Linked DNA regions of Homo sapiens: all the other regions are linked to region 6. The links are chromatin contacts, found by Hi-C or POLR2A ChIA-PET in ENCODE. All regions are on one chromosome and are shown on one strand. Each heading gives the region's core, a stretch centred on a gene start or an enhancer-like site at or near the end of the contact. The rest is flanking DNA. Distances are from core to core; before and after follow the strand shown.

Region 1 (3,191 bases), core at 692-3,191, 700 kb after region 6:
TAGCGGTACAGTTTATGATGCCCCTTTTTCAGAGCCGGGTCAATCATCAACTTGTAACTTCTCCAATGGTGGTTCCTCCTCTCGCCCGAAGGGCCGGGCTGCGGCGGGGGCTGCTGGTGGTGGTGGTGGGGGGGGTGACTGTTCTCCATGCCGTTAACCCAACCTGAAAACCAGCAAGTTGTTGTCGTCTCCGCCGCGGCGGCGGCGGCGGCCGCTTCTACACACACGCGAAAGAATCCAATCGGCAGGCCCCCACCCCCTCCCACCTTGCCAGCGCGCCCCGAAAGGAGCTGTCTCGCTGGCTCCCCCCAAAACAAGAATGGAGCGAGAGAATAACCCTTCCGGGAGAATTACGCGCCCGCCCGCTCGGCCACCGTCTCGGGGCGGCAGCGAGGGGCTCCCGGGGGTCCCCTGGGCGGGCTGGCGGGGCCCGGGGCGCCCGGAGGACGCGGACTCCGGCCCATGGTGCCCGCCCGGCCGCCCGGCGTGGCGCTCACCCGCTAGCTCGGCCCGGCTCTGGCGCGAGGCTGGCGGCAGGGCCTGGCGGCGCCGCCGCCCGCCCGCCCGCTCGCCCGCTCGGGCCAGGGCCGGGGCCGGGGGCTTGGGCCGCCCGGCTGCCGGCCGCGGCCTCTCCCTCCCCGAGCCGCGCTTACATCCCCGCCGGGCGCCGGCCTCCCTGCGCCGCCAGCCAGTACATGGTGTCCCCCGAGGGAGCCGAGGCCGGGGCGGCCGGACCGGGGGCCAGGAAGGGGGGGCGCCGCCGCCGCGGCTGCCGGGCCCGGAGCTGCTGCCGCTGCCGCCGCCGCTGCTGCTGCTGCTGCCCGGGAGGCGGCTGGCGGCGGAGGCTCGGCTCCCAGTAGCCGCACATCCCACAATACACCGCTAAGGAGCCCGACCCGAGCGCTCACCCTCCTCCTCTTCCTCCTCCTCCTCCTCTTCCTCCTCCCCTCTCCTTCCTCGCCGCTTCCCCAGGCACTCTCCCGGCGGCGGCAGCTGCGCCGCCAAAGCCCCGGGCCCCAGCGGCCCCCCACCCCTCACTCGCGCGCTCCCACACTGCCTCCCCCTCCCCGGGGGAAGGCCTTTTAATTTATTTATTTTTCTGGGACTGGGGTGGGGGTCTTGGCTGGCGGGGGAGGGGGTCTCCCCGGGCTCTACCTCCCGCGGCCGGGACTACCCTCAGAGCCGCGACCGCCGCGGCGTGCGTCCCGGGCCTGCAAAACTGTTTCCAAACTGCCCGGGCCGGAGGCGGGCGCGCGGGGCCCGGGGAGATGGCTGGGGTCTGGGGGGCCGAGGGTGTGTGTGGACGCTGGGAGCCGCGGGGGGAGGCCGGCGTCGACTCAGAGGAGTTGCAATCGAGGTATCTGCGCTCCGGCTTCCTCCTGCGGCCCGCGACCCCCTCCCCGGAGCTGAGCTGGGGAAGGGAGACCAGGGTTCACCACGTTAGCATTCGCATTCCTGGGAGGATGCAGCCCTCGCCTGGACCTGGGCGATAGACGCCTTCTTCTGTTTTTATTTTTGGAGGGGAGCGCCCTGTAATTGTCCTGAACACATGCTTCCCCCCCTTCCTCCAGCCACCCGCGGAGGAGAGAGTCCCCCTTTTTTGCATTTATCTTTTCCTTCCCCTTTCTTTATTAAAGGTCCGGGAGTGGCGGCGGCCAATCAGCGCGCGGCTTCCATTTTGTGAGTTCAACTCCGAGGCTCCCGGGCTTCGCGAGGACGCGTTTGCAGCCCCCTCTGCCGCTCCTCTCTGGCGGCCGAGGCGCAGGAGCCGCCTCGCCGGGGCTCGGAGCTGGTGTAGCTCATATTGGGGCTCTTTTCGGGGTTTGTAATTTGGCCGTGGGTAGGTAATTGGCTGGAGCAGGGCGGCAGGGCGCGGCAGCCAATCAGCGCGCGGCTTCTATAGGGCTTGAGTTATTAGACGCTGATCTCAAAACATCCTTCATCAGACACGAAGGAGAGGCCAACAGATGAGGGAAGCCATTTTTCTGCAATGGAATTAAATGGCCAAGTGGGTTTTTCCTTTGTTGCAAATGGGGAATGTTTTTCCTTTGACTCTACCATCCAGTTCAGGACGTCTCAGTGTGTTTAACATTTGTCAACAGGCCCAAGGACTCACAGTTGGAAGACTGGAGAAGACTTTTTAAAAAGATCTGGATTTTTCCTTATGACTTGGAATCCATCTTTGTCTTGTATAACTAGGTCATAGCACACCATTCATGTCAGCAGTTAACAGTTTTGAATTCCAAAAAAACCTAAGTAAATGACATATTTTTTTTCCTCTTTTTGTTCTATGGGTGGGTGGGGGGAGCTTGGAGCTGTCTTAATCTGTATTCTCTTGACTGAACAATAAATTTTTAAATATATCTAGTTTCCTCTATTAAACACTTAAACCTGGCCATCTTATTAACTCCTTCTCTCTTTTTAACAAGGTAATGTTTTAAATGTATATAGCTTTAGGACTAGCGAAATGGCAGCAACAAAAAATTGTGAGCAGTTGTTACTCTTTTAGTTTTTAAAAAACCTTTTACATTGTAAGTACCCAATCCATTCTGTCCTGACGCAGTACAGTTTTGATGTTAATGTTGCTGAGATGTCCTTAATTTTCCGAACCTTCATCTGCATGTATGTCTTTGTCTCTCTTGTCTAATATAAGCCAGTTAAGATGCTTGAGACGATCTTGCTTTATAAAGCTAAGGTTCTAGCTTTATGCTTTTGAAAATGTTTACAGCACTAAATGCTAGTCAGCTTTCTTCCCCGTAGCTTGTACACTTTCTTTGAAAATCGATCTATTTGAAGAAAAACAGCCCTGTTTTTCTCGTCTTTGGTGTTGGGGGTTGGGGGGAGCTGGTGGGTGAGGGAAAGGAAGACCTTTTCTTTGTGTAGAGAGACTAAAGCCGTCACAGGAAACTAGATTAAAACTGGAAAACAAGTCCTAGCTGGTTCCAGCAAACACCAACGTTAAGTGGGGGGTATTTTCTATGGTGGTTGGGCGGCTGGTGCGTCTTGTGCCTTTTGTTTGATTTGACTGTATTTTCGCCTTTTGTCTCTTAATGACGATCACACCATTGCTATATCCAGAGCAGTAAACAGTCCTCAGCGAAGCCGCCTTTTTGCCTACCCAACCCTGGAAAGTTTGCAGAAGTGGAAGGAGCAGAACGTGAGGGTGTAACTTACAAAAAGGTAATAAGAAC
Region 2 (4,558 bases), core at 1,501-4,000, 730 kb before region 6:
GGTTTCACCATGTTGGCCAGGCTGGTCTCGAACTCCTGACCTCAAGCGATCCGCTTGCCTCGGCCTCCCGAAGTGCTGGGAGTACAGGCATGAGCCACCACGCCCGGCCAACTTTCTCTTTTTAAAAAGACTAGTCAAGTACAGTAGAGAAGGGGGAAAGAGTAGAACAAGAAGTTTGATCTGTGACTGTGAACAATTAATTAAGATAACTCACTACCAGGCCGAGCGCGGTGGCTCACGCCTGTAATCCCAGCACCGTGGGAGGCCGAGGCAGGTGGATCATGAGGTCAGGAGATCGAGACCAACCTGGCTAACACGGTGAAACCCCATCTCTACTAAAAATACAAAAAAAAAAAAAATTAGCTGGGCCTGGTGGCAGGCACCTGTAGTCTCAGCTACTAGGGAGGCTAAGGCAGGAGAATGGCGTGAACCTGGGGGGCGGAGCTTGCAGTGAGCTGAGCTCTGTCACACACACACACACAAAACTCACTACGTTTGGACCAGCCTGACTTTCTGTATTTGACGACTCCTCTCATTTTTTCTTTTGTCCCAAAAAGGCCTTCCTGCCAAGGATTGCGAGCTCTGTGGCCAACAGACCTGCGTTCAATGTCTCAATGCCACAATTTACTTACTGGGTAACTTTGGCTCTAATTCCTCATCTGTAGAATGGAGATACTACTACCTAGAGTGCGAACAAAATCATACATGTTGCCATAAATGTAAAGTACTTAGTGGTCACTAAATGGGAGCATGTCAGATCTCTCAACTACAAGGCTGAGGAACTTTGGAATGACACACCACATACACTGTTGTCTTATGACACAAACCCAGTCTGGGAACTGATTATTTCATCGGCCTTTGTTTTAGAGCTTAGGGTGAAAAGGCATCTACAACAGTGGCTTGTAAATTATTTTACTTGGTATGGTCCAATTTAAGAAGTACTTGATAAGCCATGACATTACTGAAAACATGTTATTTGGTGGGATCATAATTCTGGTCTGTGAAATCAGGTACTAAGGAGATCACTGTGATGCCAAAAATATAGCCTGACTTCCCAGCAGGTTCACACTGAAAGATAAAACCATCTTCAATGAAGTAAGTCCTGGTTTAAACATAAAATATCTTTTGGAATTATGTAATATAATTTAAAAAATCATGAAAGATAGGATAACATCAAATTTACCCTTTGAAAATTGCCAGGCGTGGTGGCTCATGCCTGTAATCCCAGCACTTTGGGTGGCCGAGGCAGGAGGATGACCTGAGGTCAGGAATTCGAGACCAGCCTGGCCAATATGGCAAAACCCCGTCTCTACTAAAAATACAAAAAATTAGCCGGATGTGGTGGCGGGCACCGGTATTCCCGGCTACTCGGGAGGCTGAAGCAGAAGAATCACTTGAACCCGGGAGGCAGAGGTTAAAGTGAGCCGAGATCGCGCCACTGCCCTCCAGCCTGGGTGACAGAGAGAGACCTTGTCCCCCCTACCCCCCTCCCCCACAAAAATAAAAAAAGTAAAAAAAAATTGGTAGGTATACTTAGGAAGCTCCAATGAGATGTAACGCCTCCTGGCAGATCTGTTATTCCAAGGGCAGATCCATTTCCTGGGTTGTGGAGGCCTAAGTGATAGTGCCAGGGAAGTCCCTTTACTGTGAGCCAGAACTCCTGGAGGTAAATCGAGTAGCTGGAAAGACCTTAAAGGTTAACTATGCTGAAGAATGTGGCCTGCACAGTGCGCATGAAATGGGCTGGGGTCCCACGGGGAGGAGAGCGAGTTCCCTTTGGTCCTTCAAAAGTAGGGCTGGGTGGCTTGCGCCTGTGATCCCAGCACTTTGGGAGGCCGAGGAAGGAGGATCGCTTGAGGCCAGGAGTTCGAGATCAGCTTGGGCAACACAGTGAGACCCCCCCACCCCACGTCTATTAAAAAAAAAACGAGTATCTCCGCAAAAGCCTAGCAAGGGCAGTGCTGACCTCTACTACGTGCCAGGCCTGAAACAGCACCTGATGCGTGCTCACAGCTCCATTCCGCTCAGTTTTGTACATGAGGATCCTTCCGTTTCGCCTTGGGCCTCCGTGGAACCGTTATCTCCAGGACGGTAGTCTCTCCTCTCCCCTGCCCTGAGTGCCTGAACAGCCCCAGGGCCGACCCACAGCACCTAGCGTAAACCAGGTCCCGAGAAAACTGAGCTCGGGTGTCACGGCCGGCCCCACCCCACCGCCAGCGCGGCCTCAGGTAAACTGGCTGCGCCACTCGGGGTCGCAAGTCGGGAAAAACCCAGGCGTCCCGGCTCGCAGTCCTCTCTCCGGAGCCTTTGACAGTCGTCGGCAGCCGTAGGGTTACCTGGCTTCTCCGCAGATGCTTACCTGGTCTCAGGACCCGACTCGTGCCCTCAACGTTCTAGGGATATCCAAATCACCTCAGCGGAGGATTCGCAATCGCGATCCCTGATCTGCGCACGCGCCGTACTCCGATCGCGGTTTCTCTTATCTACCAGAGGCTCATGTTTACTCACTGCGCATGCGAGAAACTGAAGCTTCTTTCCCTCGTGGCAGCGGCTGGCTCCCAGAGAGCCAATCAGAGAAGAGAGTTTCACAGCAATCCCGCCCCCTTGTCACTCCCCCGGGGTTGGATGTCTCTCTTTGGTTGGAGCTGCGCGAGGGGGAACGGCGAGGTGGACGCGCGCGCCATGCGAGGCTGTCTCCGCCTCCTTCCGGGCAGCCAATCACTGGAGAGACGCCGGGCGCGCGCGCGCTCCCTCGGGTAACGGTCGCGAGAGGCCGCTTGCATGACCCTGACATCGGCAGCGGGAGCGGCGGCCAGGTAAGCGGCCACCAGCCTGCAGGGAGCTGTAGGCCGCTGGGGACAGGAGACGAGACTTAGGAGACACTGTCTTAGCGGCCCCTTGAGTGTGGTGATGGGCTGGGGTGTGGGGTGACGGCTGCCGATTGGCCTGACCCCCTCGGAGCCCTTCGGCGTGTGGGAGCTCTGCCCGGCCGCGGTGCGCCTTTTCTAGACTCGGCGCCCTTGAGTGACACTCGCGCGGCCCAATCGCAGATCGCTCTTCCTGAGGGGCGGGGGGTTTGTGGGGTTTTTTTAATTTTTCCCCCCATTTTTTGCCAAGGTGCCCCGGTTTCCTTTTGGAATCGCGGTTGTAGTTGCAGGAGCGGTGGCTTTTCTCCGTCCTCCCTGCTTTCCGTAGCTTAGGCGACTGCATAGATTCTCCCTCTCCTTCCCACTTTGACCCGATAGCCGCCACCAGCCATTGCGGGCTGACTGTGAGCTCAGAATGTCGGGATCTGGCCTCATCCCCATCTGAAATCTCTTCCTCTCCCCCAAGCCTCCCGTCAAGGCGGAGCGCCCAGTTAACTTTCATGTTTCATAACCATCAATCGTTCCTTTTCCCCAGCTCCCTTTTTTTGCTAGGGGGTAGGGACACCAAAAGCGTCATATCTTGTTGCTGGGAAATATAAAAGCTCTGCTCTTATATTCATTCTGTATCAAGTTAAAAAAATTTTTTTTTGCATTGTATTTGTGGGTGTTTAAGGATTTTTCCCTCTTACTTCCCTGCCCTCCCCCCAGCACCTCCACCCCAAATGGAGAAGCATCTTTGAATTTCTAGTGGTTTTCCATCTGGATCTGCATCCGGATCCGGATTACCTTAGCAGGGGAAATAATAGATGGGGTTGCAGGTTCATCTCCCTGGAGAGCTTGTGTTTTCCTGGTGTAATAGCATGGTGATTGGAATCCAGGTATTTCTGTTGCCAGTTGGAAGGGGCAGTCCTTGACTGTTTCAATGCCCCATTTGTCGTGGGTGATGGGCTGAGCCACTGGGGAAAAGTCCATTTAGTTAGGTCCGGTTACCCTTTGCATTCACTCCTGTCCCTGAAGGAAATGGTCCCTGTTTTTGTGTAATGCTTTATAAAAGCAGGCCCTAGAAAGTGGGAATCTAGCAGAAGCGGAATACTAGATAATATTCCTGTTGCACTCTCTAAGCTTTTCAGTTTGTAAGCAGCTGAAGTTTTCTTTCTTTCTCCTTTTTCCTCTTGCTCCCTTGCTCTTTTATAAGTGCATGAATTCCCCAGGAAGGAGGCATCTTGTTTGACCTGTTACAGCCAATTTGCCATGGTATATATCCAGCTTCACTGAAATTTTAGTTGGCCTGGCAAATAATTTTTTTATTTTTATTTTTATTTTTTAAGAGATGGGGTCTTGGTCTGTTGCCCAAGCTGGAGTGCAGTGGCAGGATCATAGCTCACTGCAGTCTTGAACTCCTGGGCTGAAGTGATCCTCCCACCTCAGCCTCCAGAGTAGCTGGGACATGCTCCCAGTAGCTGCAGGCAGGCTCCAGTGTGCCCAGTGGTTTATTTTCTAAGAATAGCTGCACAGAGACAAAAGACCATATATATAGTTCAAAATGTACTTCCAGACAATGGGGAAGCTATGGTTGTTAACAGTTTAATTGGCTCTTTTTAATACAAATTAAATATTAAGTAGTTCAGTTCTTCTTGTCTCTGTATAAGTCAACAAACATATATACTTGGTAGAATTTATTAAACAAATGA
Region 3 (4,223 bases), core at 1,716-4,215, 880 kb before region 6:
TCACCTGAAATCAGGAGTTTGAGACCAGCCTGGCCAACATGGCGAAACCCCGTCTCTACTAAAAATACAAAAATTAGCTTGGCGTGGTTGCGCATGCCTGTAATCCCAGCTACTTGGGAGGCTGAGGCAGGAGAGTCACTTGAACCCAGGGGGGTGGAGTTTGCAGTGAGCCAAGATTGTGCCACTGCACTCTATCCTGGGTGACAGAGTGAGACTCTGTCTCCCAAAAAAAAAGAAAAGTCTGTATTTTTGGAGACCCCCCCACCAGGTGCTAAGGGATAATGAACTGAAGATGGCAAAATGAGGAGGGCAACCAACCAAGAGACCATTCAACAATGGCAGTAGAAATAGTGAAAGGTAGGTGGACTGACCCCTGAGACTAATATATTGGGGTTGTAAATATTTGCATGATTATAAAACTTCAAAATGAGTGAGGTGTTGCCTGGCATCTGACCAGTTTGTTTCTGTGACCCAGCAGGGCTCTCAAAGTGAATTGCAAGTTCAAAGCCCAATTTTCTAGAAGAAAAAGACTGTTCATTTGAAGTGCTGTAAATGATTTGGTATTTACAATTCTAAATATTGGCCAGGCGTGGTGGCTTTTGCCTGTAATCCCAGCACTCTGGGAGGCCGAGGTGGGCAGATAACCTGAGGTCAGGAGTTCAAGACTAGCCTGGCCAACATGGCGAAACCCCGTCTCTACTAAAAATACAAAAATTAGCTGGGTGTGGTGACAGGTGCCTGTAATCCCAGCTACTTGGGAAGCTGAGGCACAAGAATCACTTGAACACAGGAGAGGGAGGGTGAAGCGGGCTGAAATCACTCCACTGTACTCCAGCCTGGGTGACAGAGAGAGACTCTGTCTCAAAAAAAAAAAAAAAAAAAAAAATCTAAATCTAAATATCCAATTTAATAGCTTGCAAGGGCAGTAAAGCCTAAGAAACAGGTAACTACTAATTTGGGGGTCAAGTGAGACAGTGAGAATCAATAACTAATAATTACATAGGTGATTTGTAAGCTGCCATGGGAGGAGCTGACAAACATTATCTTCGCTTTGGGTAAGTAAGGGAGGTTGGGTGGCACAAGCAAAGACCCAGCCAAGCTAGAGTCTGGACAGCAAGTTTGGACTTCACGCTTCCTCTTCCAAAAAATGAGAATAACAATTTGTAAAGATCAATTGAGTTAATAAAGTGCCTGGCCCTCAGTGGTAATTATTATTATTTTGTTATTGTTCTTGTTTGTTTTTTTGAGATGGAGTCTTGCTCTGTTGCCCATGCTGGAGTGCGGTGACGTAATCTCGGCTCACTGCAAGCTCCACCTCCCAGGTTCAGGCAATTCTCCCTGCCTCAGCCTCCCAAGTAGCTGGGATTACAGGCATGCGCTGCCATGCCCGGCTAATTTTGTATTTTTAGTAGAGACGGGATTTCTCCATGTTGGTCAGACTGGTCTCGAACTCCCGACCTCAGGTGATCTGCCCGCCTTGGCCTCCCAAAGTGCTAGGATTACAGGTGTGAGCCACCATGCCTGGCCATAATTATTATTTAGTCATATTTTAAGTATTTCAATGATAGATGGTTAGTTTTCTTCATATATTAATTAATGCACTACTTTTAAAACAAGTAGTTTAAATGATTTTGCTGTGATGAGAAAAATGAACCCAGGAAGCATAGTTTTATTAAAATTTGTCAGATAAATTAGTCAGATAATGTTAAATATACTTTTAGATGCTTAACACTTTTCAAAGGAAAAATATTAGTATTAATTTTCTCCAAGAGTTGAGTGATGAAGCTCTTTAACCTGAAGTTTACTATGCCTCATTTTTTCATCAGGCTCTGGGTAAGTCTTATCCCAAAAGAACCTCTAGGGATGCTAGGAGAATAGATGATGCAACTGACTTCAGGGCCTGAAAACAAAGGGACCCAATAGATATTTACTGAATGAATCATTATTTTATTCATTATTATTGCTATAGGGAGCATACTGCACTAAAGCAAATTCCTACTAACACTTGAAGCCTTGAAATTTTGAGAAAAATATAATACCAAAACTTTTTTTTTTTTTTAATACTAATTCTACTCAACTTTCACGCTCAAGTTTTTGGCCCTTTGGCGTGAAGGAGACGCAGTGGCTGGAAATGACCAAGCGGTTGGAGATCTCTTTGCCGCATACCTGGGAGGCACTGTCCTGACAGCCAACTAAGTATGCAGAGGACTTCAGACAGGGCATCGCCTCCCAGGGCTGTACAAGCCCACCCAAGCCATCTACCGGGGGGCGAAGTCCTGACCAGATGCGGGGCGAACGACCGCGCCCGCGAGATGCCAGGAACCCGTTTTACCCCAAAGTGGGCCAGCGGGGCCCGGCCTTCGCTCCAGCGGCGCAGAGCTGACTCAGGACGTGGGGAGGGAGGAAAGGCGCCTGCTGCGGTGTCCACCCTGACGCGCACCCCAATATGCAGGTTATCGATCTGCGCCTTCGCCTCGGGATCACCTCCTTTCCCAAAGAGAGAGGGCCCCAAAGTGGGCGAAGCCTCACTCCTGCCCCCGCCCCACTTCTATCAATAACACCTATTCCCTGGAGGTGCCCTGCGCTTTAGTTTCCAAAGAGCTCTGACATATGGATCTGCTGCCGTGGAGAGGCAGGCCCGCAGGTGTTCACTTCATAGAAGGGAAACAGAAGCACGGCAGTGGGAAGGGTTTCTGGGGGCATCTGGAGCCGCAAGGGGGGGCCGGCGGGTTCCGCAGCAGCACCCCCTCTCCCCCCACGCGGGTCCCCAAGCTTGCCCCGAGCCACCCGAGGAGGACGCCTCCCCGCAGCCGCTGCCTCCACCCCGGCAACCCCTCCAGCACGACCCCCGACCCAGCCGCTCCGGTGCCGGCCACTTGGGCAAATACCTCTAGCCATGGCTCCACTCTGTCACCGCCTGGGATCTCCCGGGAAACCCAGCTTTCGAAAAAAGTTGCAACAACTCAGCCAACTGCTCCGCCGGGCTCCAGCTGCTCGCCCCGATTGGCGCCGCCTCCCGCCTCTCCGCAGGCTGCCCGTAGTGATAGGCCAACTCGGAGAAAGGCCCCGCCCTTCTCCCGCCTCTTCGGCGGCGGGGCGTGTCCAGCCGCCGCAATAACTGCAAACGCTTTCCCGACAGGTCCCGGCGGAGGAGGTGGGAGGGGTGTTTAAATTTGACCGTCGCCAGACGTTGAATGGCTGCGATGGAAGACACCCGAGCTGCCATTGGGAGGCCCCAGATTCCTCCCCCTCCCGCTGCTGAAGCTCCGCCTCCGGAGCGTGAGTAGCCCGGCTGGAGCCCTGGGCTCCGAGCCGACCGGATCTGGGACTTCCGGTTCTCTGTGGGCTTGACCGGAACCCGACCTTTGACCCCTCGATCTTCCCTTAAGAGCTGGGAAACCTGAGTCTCCCAGCAGTTTAGCAACTCCAGCACACCGACCTCTCCAGCAGTTTGATCCATTCATTCTCAGGTTTGAAAGGTTTTGGCCGGGCGCGGTGGCTCATGCCTGTAATCCCAGCACTTTGGGAGGCTGAGGCGGGCGGATCACCTGAGGTCCGTGGTTCGAGACCAGCCTGACCAATATAGAGAAACCCAGTCTCTACTAAAAATACAAAATTAGCCGGGCGTGGTATCGCATGCATGTAATCCCAGCTACTCGGGAGGCTGAGGCCGGAGAATAGCATGTAATCCCAGCTACTCGGGAGGCAGAGGTTACGGTGAGCCGAGATCGCGCCATTGCACTCCAGCCTGGGCAACAAGAGCGAAACACTGTCTCAAAAAAAAAAAAAAAAAAAAAGGTTTATTGAATATTCCAGTATTCAAAACCCGGCCGGGCGCGGTGGCTCACGCCTGTAATCTCAGCACTTTGGGAGGCCGAGGCGGGTGGATTACGAGGTCAGGAGATCGAGACCATCCTGGCTAACACGGTGAAACCCCGTCTCTACTAAAAATACAAAAAAAATGAGCCGGGCGTGGTGGCGGGCGCCTGTAGTCCCAGCTACCTGGGAGGCCGAGGCAGGACAATGGCGTGAACCCGGGAGACAGAGCTTGCAGTGAGCCGAGATCACGCCGCTGCACTCCAGCCTGGGCGACAGAACGAGACTCCGTCTCAAAAAAAGAAAAAAAAAAAAACCCACAGACACAACTCCTACCAACTAACTGGGTCAGTAGGGAAGGTCCTTCCAGGACCGCAAAGATCCTAATGCTTCACACCCACCCATTT
Region 4 (4,755 bases), core at 134-2,633, 790 kb after region 6:
TGTGTCTAGGTCCCTTCCCCTCTATTCATGCCTGAAAGGGCACCCCCATTCCTGCCCCGGCTCTCCAGCAACCCTCTGTCTATTGATCAGAATCTACAACCACGTGTCTAGAAAGACCCATCAGAGACACCCTTGGCAACCTCCTCTCCCCTCTGCACACTGTAGGAGGCCAACTGAACTGCAGACAAGAGGTACATGGACAGGGACAATGTCACTGCTCCAAATGAGAGGACTGGGGTGATAGTGTGCAATGTAATTTCAGGCAAAGCCAACCCCCCGAAAAACAATCCCGTGACTGGAGAGGGAACAGCCCTGTCTTCAAAAATAGTCACCGAGTCCCTCTTGGTCAACCCCAAGGTTTCCTGAGGCGTCTCTAGTCAACACGGTAGGTAGCTGGGGCCTCTCTGAACCTCTTAGCAGGAACAACTGCTGCCAGGACCGCTCCCCACACCCAGCAGCAATGCCATTCTCTCAGGGGACCCCCGCCTTACACCCGCCCTCACTCCACCCCGTGTAAGGCTCCGGGCCAGAAGGATAGAGCTGGGAGTTTCCCCTATCACTGGGTGAGGCTACTCAGCTGTCCGAACTGACAGATGCTCTCCACGCCAAAATCAGCCTGCAGCAGCGTCAGAGCCCCCAAAGACAGGAAATAGGGGTCCCTAATCCCCAAGCACAACCTAGAGGTTCAAGGTGAACAGCTCTTAAGTACACCTCCCAAAACAGAGCTGCAGGATAGTGCTGCCCCGCCAGAGCACGGGGTGGGAGCTGAGCTACCAAAAGCAGATGGGAGGGGGCGGGGTGAGATCTGGGGAGACCCTGCAGAGGTGGGGGCTGGGCTGTTCTCTTTGAACCACCCCCACAGATGAACACGCCTGGAACTTGCCTCAGAGGCCACAGACCAACTTTCTGCAGCGAAGGGGGTGCGTGGAGCAGAGAGCCAGTGGGAGGGCGGCGGAAGAGGGGGCTGCGACCCGGCGCCCCACGTGGACGAAGAGCTGAAGCGCCGGGTGATGGGAGGGGGCTGGTCCATGCCTCCCGTCCGCCCCCAGGGCCTCTCCGGGGCACTCCCTAGGCCCTGACTGTCCCCACCGCCCGGGCCGGGGGGCTCAGGAAGGGCAAGGCGCTGCACCGCGGGCAGCAGAGTTGCGGGACCAGGTGGCCTGGCCCTACCTGCAGTTCTTGAAATTCTCCCTCCAGCTCGTGCCATTCGCGCTCGCAACGCTCCAGCTGCCCGGACATGATGCGATGGTGCAAGGCGGCGGTGCCGGCGGCTGCTCCCGCAGCGCTGCCCGACCGGCCCCCCAGCGCCCCACGCCCGCGCGCTCGCCGACCGCCCTCGGAGGCACCAGCTGTTCCTGCGCAGCCAGAGCCACGCGCGCAACTGACGTCACGGCCCCGCCCCGGCGCCCGCCCCGCCCCACGCCTGGGAGGCGGGGCCGCGCGTGCGCATGTGCCCCGCCCCGCCCCGCGTGCGGCGTTCCGGACCGGGACATGGCAGGCTCGCAAGGTCTTTCGGGGTCTGTTGCGGCCCCCTTGGCAGTGCCTCTGCGCCTCCAGAATCTGTCTCTTCCAGGAAGAGTTGGGGGACTTGTCTGCAGGTTGCATTTGCAGAGATTATTTGACTTAGATTGTGTGTTTTGGGGGTGTCTAGAGTTTGGGGAAAGGAGATTTGGGGGAGGTGAAATGAAAGCTCACCGGCCCCTGGTCATTGCCTGACTTGAGCCCAGGCCAGCGCCCCGGAAGGCTGGCGCTGACATCGACCATCCAAAAAGGTCGGGGGCCGGGCGGCGCAGCGCAGAGAGGGCACGGTCATTTCACGTTGTCATTATTATGTGCTGCAGCTAATACATCCTAGATTCCTGCCCTCTAACGCTCTGGGTGACGTTCTTAACAGCTGTTTCTGTCGCTCAAGGGACAACCGCCTCCAAGCTGATTAAATCCAGTTCTGTCCCCTCCTCTGCCAAGTCCTGCAAGAACTGCCCCTGCCTAGCTTTCCAGTCCCTTCTATCTCACCGCCCTGGACTCGTACCCTCCAGCCATTGCTTTTTCTCTTCCTGACCTTGCATGGAACTTTCTTCCCTCTAAATCTTCATACGATGTGCCTTTTTTTCATCATTCAGGCCTCAGTTTCAAATGACACCTGTGTTACTTTACTTTTTTATCTTTCTTTTTTCTTCTATTTTTATGGGTGTTTTTTTTTTTTTCTGTCGCCTAGGCTGGAGTGCAGTGGTGTGATCTCAGCTCACTGCAACTTCCGCCTCCCGGAATCAAGTGCGTCTCATACCTCAGCCTCTGGAGTAGCCAGGTTATACCACATCCAGCTAATTTTTGTATTTTTAGTAGAGGCGGGGTTTTGCAGTGTTGGCCAGGCTGCTCTCGAACTCCTGACCTTAAGTAATCCGCCCGACTTGGCCTCCCAAAGTGCTAGGATTACAGGCATGAGCCACCGTGCCCGGCCCCCTGTGTTCGTTGCTAAAGCTGCCATAACCACAACCTGGGTAGTTTAAACAATAGAAATGTATTCTCACCAACGGGGGCAACATAAGGAGACCTTGTTTCTACAAAAAATTTACAGATTAGCTGGGTGTGGTGGCACGCGCCTGTGGTCCCAGCTACTCCGGAGGCTGAGGTCCAAGAATTCCTTGGGCCTGGGAGGTCAAGGCTGCAGTAAGCTATGATTGCACCACTGCACCCCAGCCTGGGTAACAGAGCGAGACCCAGTCTCATAAAGAAAGAAGGAGGCCGGGCGCGGTCGCTCACGCTTGTAATCCCAGCACTTTGGGAGGCTGAGGCAGGAGGATCACCTGAGGTTGGGAGTTCAAGACCAGCCTGACCAACATGGAGAAACCCCATCTCTACTAAAAACACACAAAAAAATTAGCCAGGTGTGGTGGCACATGCCTGTAATCCAGTTACTCAGGAGGCTGATGCAGGAGAATCACTTGAACCAGGGAGGTGGAGGTTGTGGTGAGCTGAGATCGTGCCATTGCACTCCAACCTAGGCAACAAGAGTGAAACTGAGTCTCAAAAAAAAGAGAGAGAGAGGAAGGAAGGGAGGGAAGGAAGGAAAGAAAAAAAGAAAAGAAAGAAATGTATTGTCTCACAGTTCTGGCATCTAGAAATCTGAGAGGAAGGTGTCAGCAAAGCAGTGCTCCCTCTGAAGCTCTGGGCAGAATCCTTCCCTCCTCATAGCTTGTGGGTGTATGTGGTGGCGGGGGGCTCCTTCACTGGCGTTCCTTAGCTCGCAGCTGCATCACCCCAATCTCTACCCTGTTGCACCGTCTTCTTTCCTGTGTGCATGTCTGTGTGTGTCCTCTCTTAAAAAGACACCCTTTCTGGCCAGGCATGGTGGCTCACGCCTGTAATCCCAGCACTTTGGGAGGCCGAGGTGGGCAGATCACTAGAGGCCAGGAGTTGGAGACCAGCCTGGCCAACATAGTGAGACCCCATTTCTACTAAAAATACAAAAATTAGCCGGGCATTATGGTACAAGCCTGTATTCCCAGCTCCTTGGGAGGCTGAGATGGGAGGATCACTTGAGCTCCAGAGGTCGAGGCTGTAGTGTGTTGGGAAAAGCTGAGTGTTGGGAGAAGCTGAGGCAGGGCTTGTATGTCTGACACAATGTAAAAGAGTCTTGGAACATGTCCAGGGTCCAAGGTCTAAAACCCCTTGTGGCCTTTGGAACACCAAGCTCTGTGCTAAAGGGTGGAAGGCTGCCCTGATGCACCATAATCTAAGCCCAGGGCATAAAACCCCTCGTGGCTTGGATAGAATCCAGGGCTCGTGGCTCTGGAATGTGTCTAGACTTGCTGGCTCCTTGCTCCTTGCTCACCCAGGATCAATTGTATCTTGTGTTAAAAGAACCTGCTCTCCATTATCTTAAGTAGCGGAGCAAATGCTAAACCATCACAGCTGTAAATCATGGGCTTAATGCAACGTGCCCTCTTGACCTCCACATTCTCACCACCTGTTTCTCTGTTGGATTACCAATAAATAGCATGGGCTCCCAGGGCTCGGGGCCTTCGCAGCCTCCAGTAGTGAGCTGTCATCACACCACTGCACACTAGCCTGGGTGACAGGACAAGAGCCTCTCTCAAAAAAATAAAAATAAAAAAAAGACACCCTTTCCTAGTGTGATCACATCTCAACTTTACATCTGGAAAGGCCCTATTTCCAAATAGGGTCACATTCCAAGTGTTAGAAAGTGATACTAAGTGTTAAGTGATACTAAGTGTTACTAAGTGTTAAAGTTCATTCCTTTAACAAATATTTACTGAGGGTCTACTATGTGTCAAGCCCTCGGGTTCCAACAAAGCCTGAGACACAGACAAGTTCCCTGAGATCTTGTGGAGGTTACATTCCCGTGGAGGGAAACAACCACATAGTGGATACTTAATTGTTGAGTAAATGTTGAGTTGCCTGGGCAACATAGCAAGACCCTGTCTTTGAAAAAAAAAAAAAAAAGATTGAGTATCTACTATGTGTCAGACATTGTTCCAGGCATTAGAGACATAGGAATGAGGCCAGGCGCAGTGACTCACACCTGTAATCCCAGCATTTCGGGAGGCTGAGGCAGGCAGATCACTTGAAGTTCTGGCCTCCCAGTGGCTCACACCTGTATTCGCAGCACTTTGGGAGGCCAAGGCAGGTGGATCACTTGAGGCCAGGAGTTCAAAACCAGACTGACCAACATGGTGAAACCTCGTCTCTACTAAAACTACAAAAATAAGCCAGACATGGTGGCTGGCACCTGTA
Region 5 (4,284 bases), core at 1,267-3,766, 610 kb after region 6:
TTTTTTTAAAGAGACAGCATCTCACTCTGTCACCCACAAGAGAGTGCAGTGGTGCAATTATAGCTCCCTGCAGCCTCAACATTCAGGGTTCAAGCAATCCTCCTGCCTCAGCCTCCCAAGTAGCTAGGACTACAGGCATGCACCACCACGCCCAACTAATTTTTAAAAAAATTTTTTGTAGGCCTGGCGCGGTGGCTCAAGCCTGTAATCCCAGCACTTTGGGAGGCCGAGGCGGGCGGATCACGAGGTCAGGAGATCGAGACCATCCTGGCCTCAGGTGATCCACCCACCTTGGCCTCCCAAAGTGCTGGGATTACAGGCGTGAGCCACCAGGCCCGGCCCAAACCCACTTTTTAAAAACAAATATAGAGCACGGTTTCAGGCTGAAAGCTTTCAGCAAGCAACAGCAGCTAGCCAGAAGCAACCAACATGCCGTATCAACATGCAAAGCATCTGACCTTATATTTAAGAGAAGAGATTATCATTTTCCATATGCAGCGGAGTTTTGAAATTTCCTTTTAAAATACATTTATGGGCAAGGCACTGTGGCTCATGCCTGTAACCCCAACACTTTGGGAGGCAGAGGCAGGAGGACTGCTTGAGCCCAGGAGTTTCAGACCAGTCTGAGCAAGCAACATAGTGAGACCCCATAGCTACAAAAAATACAAAAATTAGCTGGGCGTGGTGGCACGTACCTGCAGTCTCAGCTACTTGGGAGGCTGAGGTGGGAGGATTGCTTGACACCAGGAGATTGAGGCTGCAGTGAACCAAGATGGTGCCACTGAACTCCAGCCTGGGCAACAGAGCGAGACCCTGTCTCAATAATAATAATAACAATAATAATACATTTATATAAGATTAAAAGTAGATCTATTTAAATAAAAATATCAAAGGAATAACACAAGTGGTATATGCATATAGTATACTGCATGTGGTAGAAAGTAAACTAAAGTTTGAGAAATTGCTGGTAATTTGCTTGAAAGCACAGGTTCTGAATGTAACAGACCTGAAGTCTGAATCCCACTTTGAGCATATAGTCAGCACCCAGTAAAATGGTTCTCTGGCCCTCCGTATGAAACTTCATCTTATGGCCGGACGCGGTGGCTCACGCCTGTAATCCCAGCACTTGGGGAGGCCAAGGTGGGCGGATCACCTGAGGTCAGGAATCCAACACCGGCCTGACCAACATGGTGAAACCCTGCTTTTACTTAAAATAAAAAATTAGCCTGGCGTACTGGCGCTCGCCTGTAATCCCTACTACTCGGGAGGCTGAGGCAGGAGAATCACTTGAACCCAGGAGGCAGAGGCTGCAGTGAGCCGAGATTGAGCCACTGCACTCCAGCCTGGGTGACAAAGCAAGACTCCGTCTCAGACAAAAAAAAAAGAAACTTCATCTTACATCACCTAAAATGCATTCCATCCCACCCTACTTGGGCATAATTAATTGCATCTTCCTCTGCAAACTGATCTGTGATTTTACACTAGATGGCATAAGAAAACCTGCATCAGCTTTTGAGCCAGACCCACCACTGCCACTTCCGAACTACATGACCTTAGATAGGCGTTTGCCCCACTCTGGGCCTCAGTTTCCTCCTTATGCAATAAGGATGATGAGCCTTATTTGTAACTCAAAGTTCGGTCCTTAGACCACTAGCATCAGCATTGCTGGGAGTTTGCTACAAATGCAGAATCTGCTCCCTTGCCTCAAACAAAATCTGCATTTTAATAAGATCCCCAGGTAATTCATATACACACTGAAGTTTAAGAATTCACGATACAATCAGCAAATGCCGGGTGCAGTAGCTCACGCCTGTAATCCCAGCACTTTGAAAGGCCGAGGTGGAAGGATCGCTTGAGGCCATGAGTTCGATACCAACCTGGGCAACACAGTGAGACTCTGTCTTTACAAAAAGTACAAAATTAAGATAAGGCAGTCAGCGAGGCACATGACAGCTGTTTAATCACCAAGTAACACCTGTTTCCCCCTCCCTAAAATGGAAAGAGTAACAGCATCCACCTCAAAGGGTTGTTGCAAAGATTAAATTAACTCAACAATGCACAGCACTTAAACCAGCGCCTAGCACACAGCAGGGCTCCACAAACTCTTGCTGGATATCAATATGGCTAACTCTTCAGTTGCTAAAGTTCTTTGCCTGCCTTCTTGTGCCGACAGAGGCCGCACTTGCGGCGCCTTGGGCCTCCCAGGGAGATCCGTTGCGGAGCGCCCAAACTGAGGCCGCCCTGGCATCCCAGTACCCCAGGGACTCCGGGCCGGGTTAGGCGACTTGGGGCGCCCCGAACCCACACTCACGCTTTCCAGCACGTCATAGTTGGCCTTGATCTGCGCTTCTATCTCCTCCTTGCGCCGCATCAGCTCCTGGACGTCGCTGACAGTCACGACGCCGGCCTGCGAGGAGCCTCCGCTCTGCCTCGCTTCCTCGTCGGACATCGTGAACCCCGGGCCGCGACTCCAGAGACCCGGCTCCCGGGCTAGGGACGACGCCCCAGTCGACCGTAACTACGGCTCCGCCCATGCGCCAAAACACCACAGCCGTCCGCGAACGCGAGAACAGTCAAGGGGCGGGGCTTGGGATGGGGCTTAGGGCGGAGCTGGGTCACCGGAAGCCGCGCCCTGCCGGAACACGTGCGCCTGTGGTGACCCGGCAGGAGTAGCGTCGGAAGCAATGGATCCCCACGCAATTGCACACCAACGCTAGGGGATGATCTCGCCCCAGCTGACTCATTTTCTCATTCGTGCAGCAGACATTTATTGAGCGCCTACTGTATGGATGGATACTGTACGCCAGAGAACCGCTGCGTGGCGCTCCAATTCAGTTCTTCACATCCACACAGCCCTGGAGGATTTACAAAATACATTAAGGTTCCTTATCCCTCACTTTACAGATCCGATATGCCTGAGTACACACCCCGTATCTTGCCACTTAACGGCAATCTGTGTGACCCTAGGTCACTACTTGGCTTCTCTGGGCCTCAGTTTCCTCATCTGTAAAATGGGGCAGTAATTGATAGCAATCTATCTCATAGAGCTGTCCTTCTGCTAACAAATATTCATGGAATGATTCCTATGAGCCATATACTGTTGAAGGTGCTGGATGTTCCTGTTAAGGCCTCTAAAAATCGTAGTGATAATAATAACGGTAACAGTGTTTATTTATTGATACTTATAATGTGCCAGACGCTGTTCTAAATGCCTTACATATATTAATTCAACAACCTCATGAAGCTAGATTATTACATCCCAATTTGACAGCTGAGAAAACCGTCTCAATAACCAATTTACCCAACTAGCAAAATGTGAGGCCAAAATTCCAACCCAGCTTACCTAAACAATCAACTTTGATATCTGACCATGTGCCTCTAATATTTTGTCTTGAAAAGGGCTCAGCGGTCATCTGTGTAGTATTCAAACATGTTTGCCCTGAATCTAATCATTGGAAAACAGACATATCCAAAAGAAGGGACATACTTCAAAACAACTGGCCTGAAAACTTCAAAAAAAGTCAATGTTGTGAAATACACATGGGGAATAAGGGGTGGGGGACAGAGAAAGGAGGCGGATATGCAATTGCCTAGATTTAAGAACACTAAAGATGTGCATCAACTAAATGCAATGGGCCAGGTGTGGTGGCTCATGCCTATAATCCCAGCACTTTGGGAGGCTGTGGCAAGCAGATCATTTGAGGTCAGGAGTTTGAGACTAGCCTCGCCAACATGGTGAAACCCTGTCTCTACCAAAAATATAAAATATTAGCCGGGTGTGGTGGCACACACCTGTAATCCCAGGTACTCAGGAGGCTGAGGTCTCGAACCCCTGGCCTCAAGTGATCCAGCCCAGCTCGGCCTTTCAAAGTGCTGGGATTACAGGAGTGAGCTACCGCACCCCTCAAAAATAAACTAACATTTCTAACATTATCGAGAGAGAGAGAGAGAGAAATACAGGTGCAGTGGCTCATACCTGTAGTCCCATTATGCTGGGAGATCAAGGCAGGAGGATCCCTTAGGTCCAGGAGTTTGAGACTAGCCTGGGCAACATAGCAAGACCTCCATCTCTACAAAAAAAAAAAAATAATAATTAATTAGCAGAGGACCAGGTGTGGTGATTCACACCTGTAATCCCAGCACTTTGGGAGGCTGAGGTGGGTGGATCACTTGAGGTCAGGAGTTCAAGACCAGCCTGGCCAACATGGTGAAACACCGTCTCTACTAAAAATACAAAAGTTACCAAGGCACAGTGCCACACACTTGTAATCCCAGCTACCTGGG
Region 6 (4,173 bases), core at 1,064-3,563:
ATTTCTTTTTTGAGTAGCCAAATGCAAATAATTAAAAGATGAAATTACAGTTGTCCCTTGAACACATGGGTTTGAACTTTAGGGTCCACTTACATGCAGAATTTTTTTTTCTTTTTTTCTTTTTTTTTTTTTTGTGAGAGACTCTTTTGCCCAGGCTGGAGTGCAGTTGCATGATCCTAGCTCACTGCAACCTTTGTCTCCTGGGTTCAAGCAATTTTCCTGCCTCAGCCTCCTGAGTAATTGGAATTACAGGCACCCGCCACCACGCCCGGCTAATTTTTGTATTTTTCGTAGAGACGGGGTTTCACTATGTCAGCTAGGCTGGTCTTGAACTCCCGGGTTACACCATGTTGGCCAGGCTGGTCTTGAACTCCTGACCTCATGATCCACCCGCCTGGGCCTCCCAAAGTGCTGGGATTACAGGCGTGAGCCACCACGCCAGGCCTCATGCAGATTTTTCAGTGAAAGTAAACCTGGGAGGCGGAGGTTGCAGTGAGCCGAGATCATGCCACTGCACTCCAGCCTGGGTGACACAGTGAGACTCTGTCTCAAAAAATAAAATTTCAAAAAAAAAAAATTTAAATGGCCAGGCACAGTGGGTCATTCCTGTAATCCCAGTATTTAGGGAGGCAGAGGCAGGAGGATAGCTTTAGCTCAGAAGTTCAAGACCTACCTGGGCAATATAGGGAGATCCTGTTGTCCACAAAAAGAAAAAAAAAATGTTAAAATGTGTAAGTGACTTCCCAATGTTGTAAACGGAAAGAGGCTTCCTTAAGGGCCTTTGAGCACTGACCTAGCAGTGTTCCAACCTCATCTTGCTCCACTCTGCCTTTTCACTCAACATGGTGGTCCTTACACCTAAGACACTCTTCCATCCTCCCACCCCCAACTTTGCCGATCCTTAAAGTCTCACTTCCTCACTTTACTGACTCCCACAGACTAGGGTGTTTGTTAAATATTCATAACTTCCTGTGTTTTTCACCTTTTTTTTTTTTTTTTTTTTTTTGAGACAGAGTCTTGCTCTGTCGCCCAAGCTGGAGTGCAGTGGCACGATTTCGGCTCACTGCAACCTCTGCCTCCCGGGTTCAAGCGATTCTCCTTCCTCAACCTCCTGAGTAGCTGGGATTACAGGCGTGTGCCACTACGCCTGGCTAATTTTTGTATTTTTAGTAGAGACAGGGTTTCTCCATGTTGGTCATGCTCGTCTTGAATTTCTGACCTCGTGATCCACCTGCCTCGGCCTCCCAAAGTGCTGGGGTTGCAGATGTGAGCCACCGCCCCCGGCCCACATTTCTTTGTGTGATCAATATCCATCAACAACCATCTCGACCCAAGAACAGGAACATTTATAATTATGGGGTTTTTGTTGCTTTTTGTGGACTACAGCCTTCGTGAGAGGAGGAATTACTCTATTGTGGTTACTCTTGTAACCATACTCAGGTCCTAGACAAGTGCCTGGCCCATCGAAGGTGTAAGTAAATAATGTGATTGAATGACAGAAAGCCTCAACAGACAAATAGTTGAGTCTAGCTAATCTTACATTAAAAACGAAGCAAGCTCAATAAACTAATCTACAACAGTCATCTCTGTAGCAAAGCTGGAGTTTCTTATTCTCTTTTATGTTTATTTTTATTCAGTTCCCTTTCAGGCTATGGAGTTCCTTATTCTCTGGTGTGGCACGCACACCAGAATCTGTGAGAAGCTATGCGTCGTGCTCTGATTTTTCACCCTTAGTTGCCTAACAGGAACATCCCATACTGGTTTTTGTTTTTCTTTTTCTTTTTGAGACAGGGTCTTGCTTTGTCTCCCAGGCTGGTGTGCAGTGGCGCCATCTGGGCTCAATGCAGCCTCGACCTCTTGGGCTCAAACCCTCCCGCCTCAGCTTGCCGAGTACTTGGGACTACAATCGCCCAGCTAATTTTTATATTTTTTTGTAGTGTCTGGGTCTCGCTCTGTTGCCCAGGGTGGTCTCCAACTCCTGGGCTCACGTGATCCTCCCACCTCTGCCTCCCGAGTAGTTGGTATTACAGGTGTGAGCCACCCCGCCCTGCCCCCAGATTGCTTTAGCGCATTCTGACCTACTCCAGCTTTCTTCACATTTCAAAAAGCACCAATCCCAGGATGCAATGCAGACAATGAGTACCAGTCGCTTAGAAACCACACGTCCCAGCATGCCGTCCTCCGGGCAATCGCAAGCCCGATAGGCCCCGCTGCATTCCGGGAGTTGTAGTCTCTAGCGACTGGCCCCGCCCCGTGTGCAGCTTTCGCGGCCTGCGTCTGGAGAAAACCCTAGCGGGTGGCTCCGTGCGGCCAGAGCTCTAGAGAGTGGTGCCGCCTTCCAACCTTCTTCCCCAAGCCCTGGTGGCCGGCTCCGCCTCTTCTCGAATCTTTTCCACAGCCCAAAATGGCCGCAGAGGTGTATTTTGGCGATCTAGAGCTCTTCGAGCCGTTCGACCACCCAGAGGAGTCGATTCCGAAGCCCGTTCACACTCGCTTCAAGGACGACGACGGCGACGAGGAGGACGAAAATGGGGTCGGCGACGCGGAGCTACGGGAGCGGCTTCGGCAGTGCGAGGAGACCATCGAGCAGCTCCGCGCCGAGAATATCCTTTCCTCTCGCTGGGCCCTGTCACCCGGGTGTGGGGCCGGGGCAGCGCCAGGCGTGGGGCCGGGGCAGCGCCGGGCGAGGGCGAGGGCGCGGGCGGAAGTTCCAGGAGGGCCAGAATTCCAAGTGCTTTCTGTCACCCGCCGGCGGACCGAGAGTCTAGGGTTCGGGGCGCGCAGGCTGCCTCGGCGCAGACCTCTTCCCCTCAGGGAGGCCGTCTCCTGACCAGACCCACTCCTGCCTCCCACCCGGGTGCCGTGTTTAGGGTTATTTTAGGCTGCTCACCTGACAGATTGTACACAAGCCCTTAATTGCCCCCCTCTGTTTGAGGTCGTGGTGAGGTTTCATATTTCGCAGCCACGCTCAAATTGTGCCGTCATGTTACAGTTGTAGGTGATGAAATACCGGCTGCTTAGACGCGGGATCGGTTTTTATACCGGGGCAAACGCTAGTGGTCCCAGAATGCAGAGTTGGGGGCCTCAAGGAATCCGGGTGTGCTGAGATAATTGGTTAATTGCTTGATTAAAATTGGGGATTAATTTTAGAGTTCTTCCACTCGGAGCTCGCTTCTGTGCTGAAGATGCTTTGCAACGCCTTGAGGAAAACGCGCCAAAGAAGTTTCTGTTAGACTTGAGTTACAAGATTGCAGATTTTTCTTGATTTGCTAGTATGTTTTTTTTTACGTTCGTAGAGTTTTATAGGTAGATAGATAACTTTGGTTCGGGTAGTTTTCCTTTTAAAATTTGTAGAGAACTGAAAGTGGCTGATATGTTAGCTTTTTTAGGGGGACGGGGTCGGGGAATGGAGTCTCAGTCTGTTGCCCAGGCTGGAGTGCAGTGGCGCGATCTCGGCTCACTGCAACCTCCGCCTCCCGGGTTCAAGCGATTCTCCTGCCTCAGCCTCCCGAATAGCTGGGATTACAGGCGCCCGCCACGGCGCCCAGTCAGTATATCAGTTTTTAAGGTTTGTGAAGCGCGATTTATTTTTTCAGAATGTCGTCTTCCTCCACATTGTGAGGAAAATTTTCAGAATACAAAAAGTTGAGGCCGGGCGCTGTGGCTCAAGCCTGTAATCCCAGCACTTTGGGAGGCCGAGGCGGGTGGATCATGAGGTCAGGAGGATCATGAGGATCAGGTGGATCATGAGGATCAGGAGGTCAGCCTGGCCAACATGGTGAAACCCCGTCTCTACTAAAAATACAAAATTAGCCGGGCGTGGTGGCGCGTGCTTGTAATCCCAGCTACTCAGGAGGCTGAGGCAGGAGAATCCCTTGAACCTGGGAGGCGGAGGTTGCAGTGAGCCAAGATCACACCATTGCACTCCAGCCTGGGCGACAGGGTGAGACTGTGTCTCAAAAAAAAAAAAAAAAAGTTGAAAGGATTCTACAGTGGACATCCATAGATTTATTCCAAATTCTAAAGTTGTTAACAGCTCGTTATACTGCATTCTCTTTATCACATAGTGGTTGTTGAAAGGTTTGACAGGAACACTGATGCTTCAATAATGGTTTTGGTTCAGTTTGTTAGTCTGTTGAACTTCAGGATCGTGTCTTAGAATATATGTTCGAA

Evidence for each region. Hi-C counts contacts between places; a loop is a spot of excess contacts on that map. ChIA-PET counts read pairs that join two places held with the same protein, here RNA polymerase II (POLR2A). Pooled maps may share reads with other maps.
Region 1: a map of natural killer cell shows a loop between it and region 6 (9-fold over the local background). The contact joins the promoter of LINC01089 here to the promoter of ZCCHC8 in region 6. A Hi-C loop is called at or near these places in 3 of 168 maps with a recorded cell type or tissue (B cell, CD8-positive, alpha-beta T cell and natural killer cell), 2 of 37 single-sample maps with no recorded cell type and 11 of 50 pooled maps. POLR2A ChIA-PET finds 5 or more read pairs at or near these places in 5 of 52 experiments (CD4-positive, alpha-beta T cell, GM12878, HEK293 and 2 more).
Region 2: a map of B cell shows a loop between it and region 6 (32-fold over the local background). The contact joins the promoter of MPHOSPH9 here to the promoter of ZCCHC8 in region 6. A Hi-C loop is called at or near these places in 1 of 168 maps with a recorded cell type or tissue (B cell) and 12 of 50 pooled maps. POLR2A ChIA-PET finds 5 or more read pairs at or near these places in 13 of 52 experiments (B cell, CD4-positive, alpha-beta T cell, CD8-positive, alpha-beta T cell and 9 more).
Region 3: a map with no recorded cell type shows a loop between it and region 6 (15-fold over the local background). The contact joins the promoter of KMT5A here to the promoter of ZCCHC8 in region 6. A Hi-C loop is called at or near these places in 1 of 37 single-sample maps with no recorded cell type and 2 of 50 pooled maps. POLR2A ChIA-PET finds 5 or more read pairs at or near these places in 2 of 52 experiments (activated T-cell and activated naive CD8-positive, alpha-beta T cell).
Region 4: a pooled map shows a loop between it and region 6 (10-fold over the local background). The contact joins the promoter of TMEM120B here to the promoter of ZCCHC8 in region 6. A Hi-C loop is called at or near these places in 4 of 50 pooled maps. POLR2A ChIA-PET finds 5 or more read pairs at or near these places in 2 of 52 experiments (OCI-LY7 and naive thymus-derived CD4-positive, alpha-beta T cell).
Region 5: a map of naive thymus-derived CD4-positive, alpha-beta T cell shows a loop between it and region 6 (18-fold over the local background). The contact joins the promoter of PSMD9 here to the promoter of ZCCHC8 in region 6. A Hi-C loop is called at or near these places in 3 of 168 maps with a recorded cell type or tissue (breast epithelium and naive thymus-derived CD4-positive, alpha-beta T cell) and 10 of 50 pooled maps. POLR2A ChIA-PET finds 5 or more read pairs at or near these places in 3 of 52 experiments (activated B cell, activated CD4-positive, alpha-beta T cell and naive thymus-derived CD8-positive, alpha-beta T cell).

Annotation. Positions count from the first base shown.
Region 1 is chr12:121,801,696-121,804,886 of GRCh38, reverse strand. It overlaps LINC01089 (long intergenic non-protein coding RNA 1089), which reads left to right and starts at 1,941. Exons shown (of 4, transcript NR_152740.1): 1 at 1,941-2,256; 2 at 3,079-3,180. SETD1B (SET domain containing 1B, histone lysine methyltransferase) reads right to left here and starts at 878. Exons shown (of 17, transcript NM_001353345.2): 1 at 654-878; 2 at 1-163. The coding sequence starts at 149. RefSeq lists silencers at 584-643, 684-813, 1,084-1,333.
Region 2 is chr12:123,231,333-123,235,890 of GRCh38, reverse strand. MPHOSPH9 (M-phase phosphoprotein 9) reads left to right here and starts at 2,750. Exons shown (of 24, transcript NM_022782.4): 1 at 2,750-2,816. MTRFR (mitochondrial translation release factor in rescue) reads right to left here and starts at 2,455. Exons shown (of 3, transcript NM_152269.5): 1 at 2,360-2,455. RefSeq lists an enhancer at 2,738-2,977.
Region 3 is chr12:123,382,874-123,387,096 of GRCh38, reverse strand. It overlaps KMT5A (lysine methyltransferase 5A), which reads right to left and starts at 2,965. Exons shown (of 8, transcript NM_020382.7): 1 at 2,889-2,965. The coding sequence starts at 2,898. RefSeq lists enhancers at 2,335-2,494, 3,335-3,554, 3,077-3,807 and silencers at 2,675-2,844, 3,772-3,994.
Region 4 is chr12:121,709,380-121,714,134 of GRCh38, reverse strand. TMEM120B (transmembrane protein 120B) reads right to left here and starts at 1,383. Exons shown (of 12, transcript NM_001080825.2): 1 at 1,171-1,383. The coding sequence starts at 1,239. RefSeq lists silencers at 912-1,041, 1,222-1,271, 1,282-1,541.
Region 5 is chr12:121,887,022-121,891,305 of GRCh38, reverse strand. PSMD9 (proteasome 26S subunit, non-ATPase 9) reads right to left here and starts at 2,516. Exons shown (of 6, transcript NM_002813.7): 1 at 2,312-2,516. The coding sequence starts at 2,449. It also overlaps a transcript of HPD not described here. RefSeq lists enhancers at 1,632-2,245, 2,213-2,612, 2,246-2,859.
Region 6 is chr12:122,499,072-122,503,244 of GRCh38, reverse strand. It overlaps ZCCHC8 (zinc finger CCHC-type containing 8), which reads left to right and starts at 2,313. Exons shown (of 14, transcript NM_017612.5): 1 at 2,313-2,603. The coding sequence starts at 2,405. RefSeq lists enhancers at 1,268-1,959, 1,895-2,074, 2,125-2,184, 2,385-2,464, 1,960-2,653 and 1 more and a silencer at 2,605-2,754.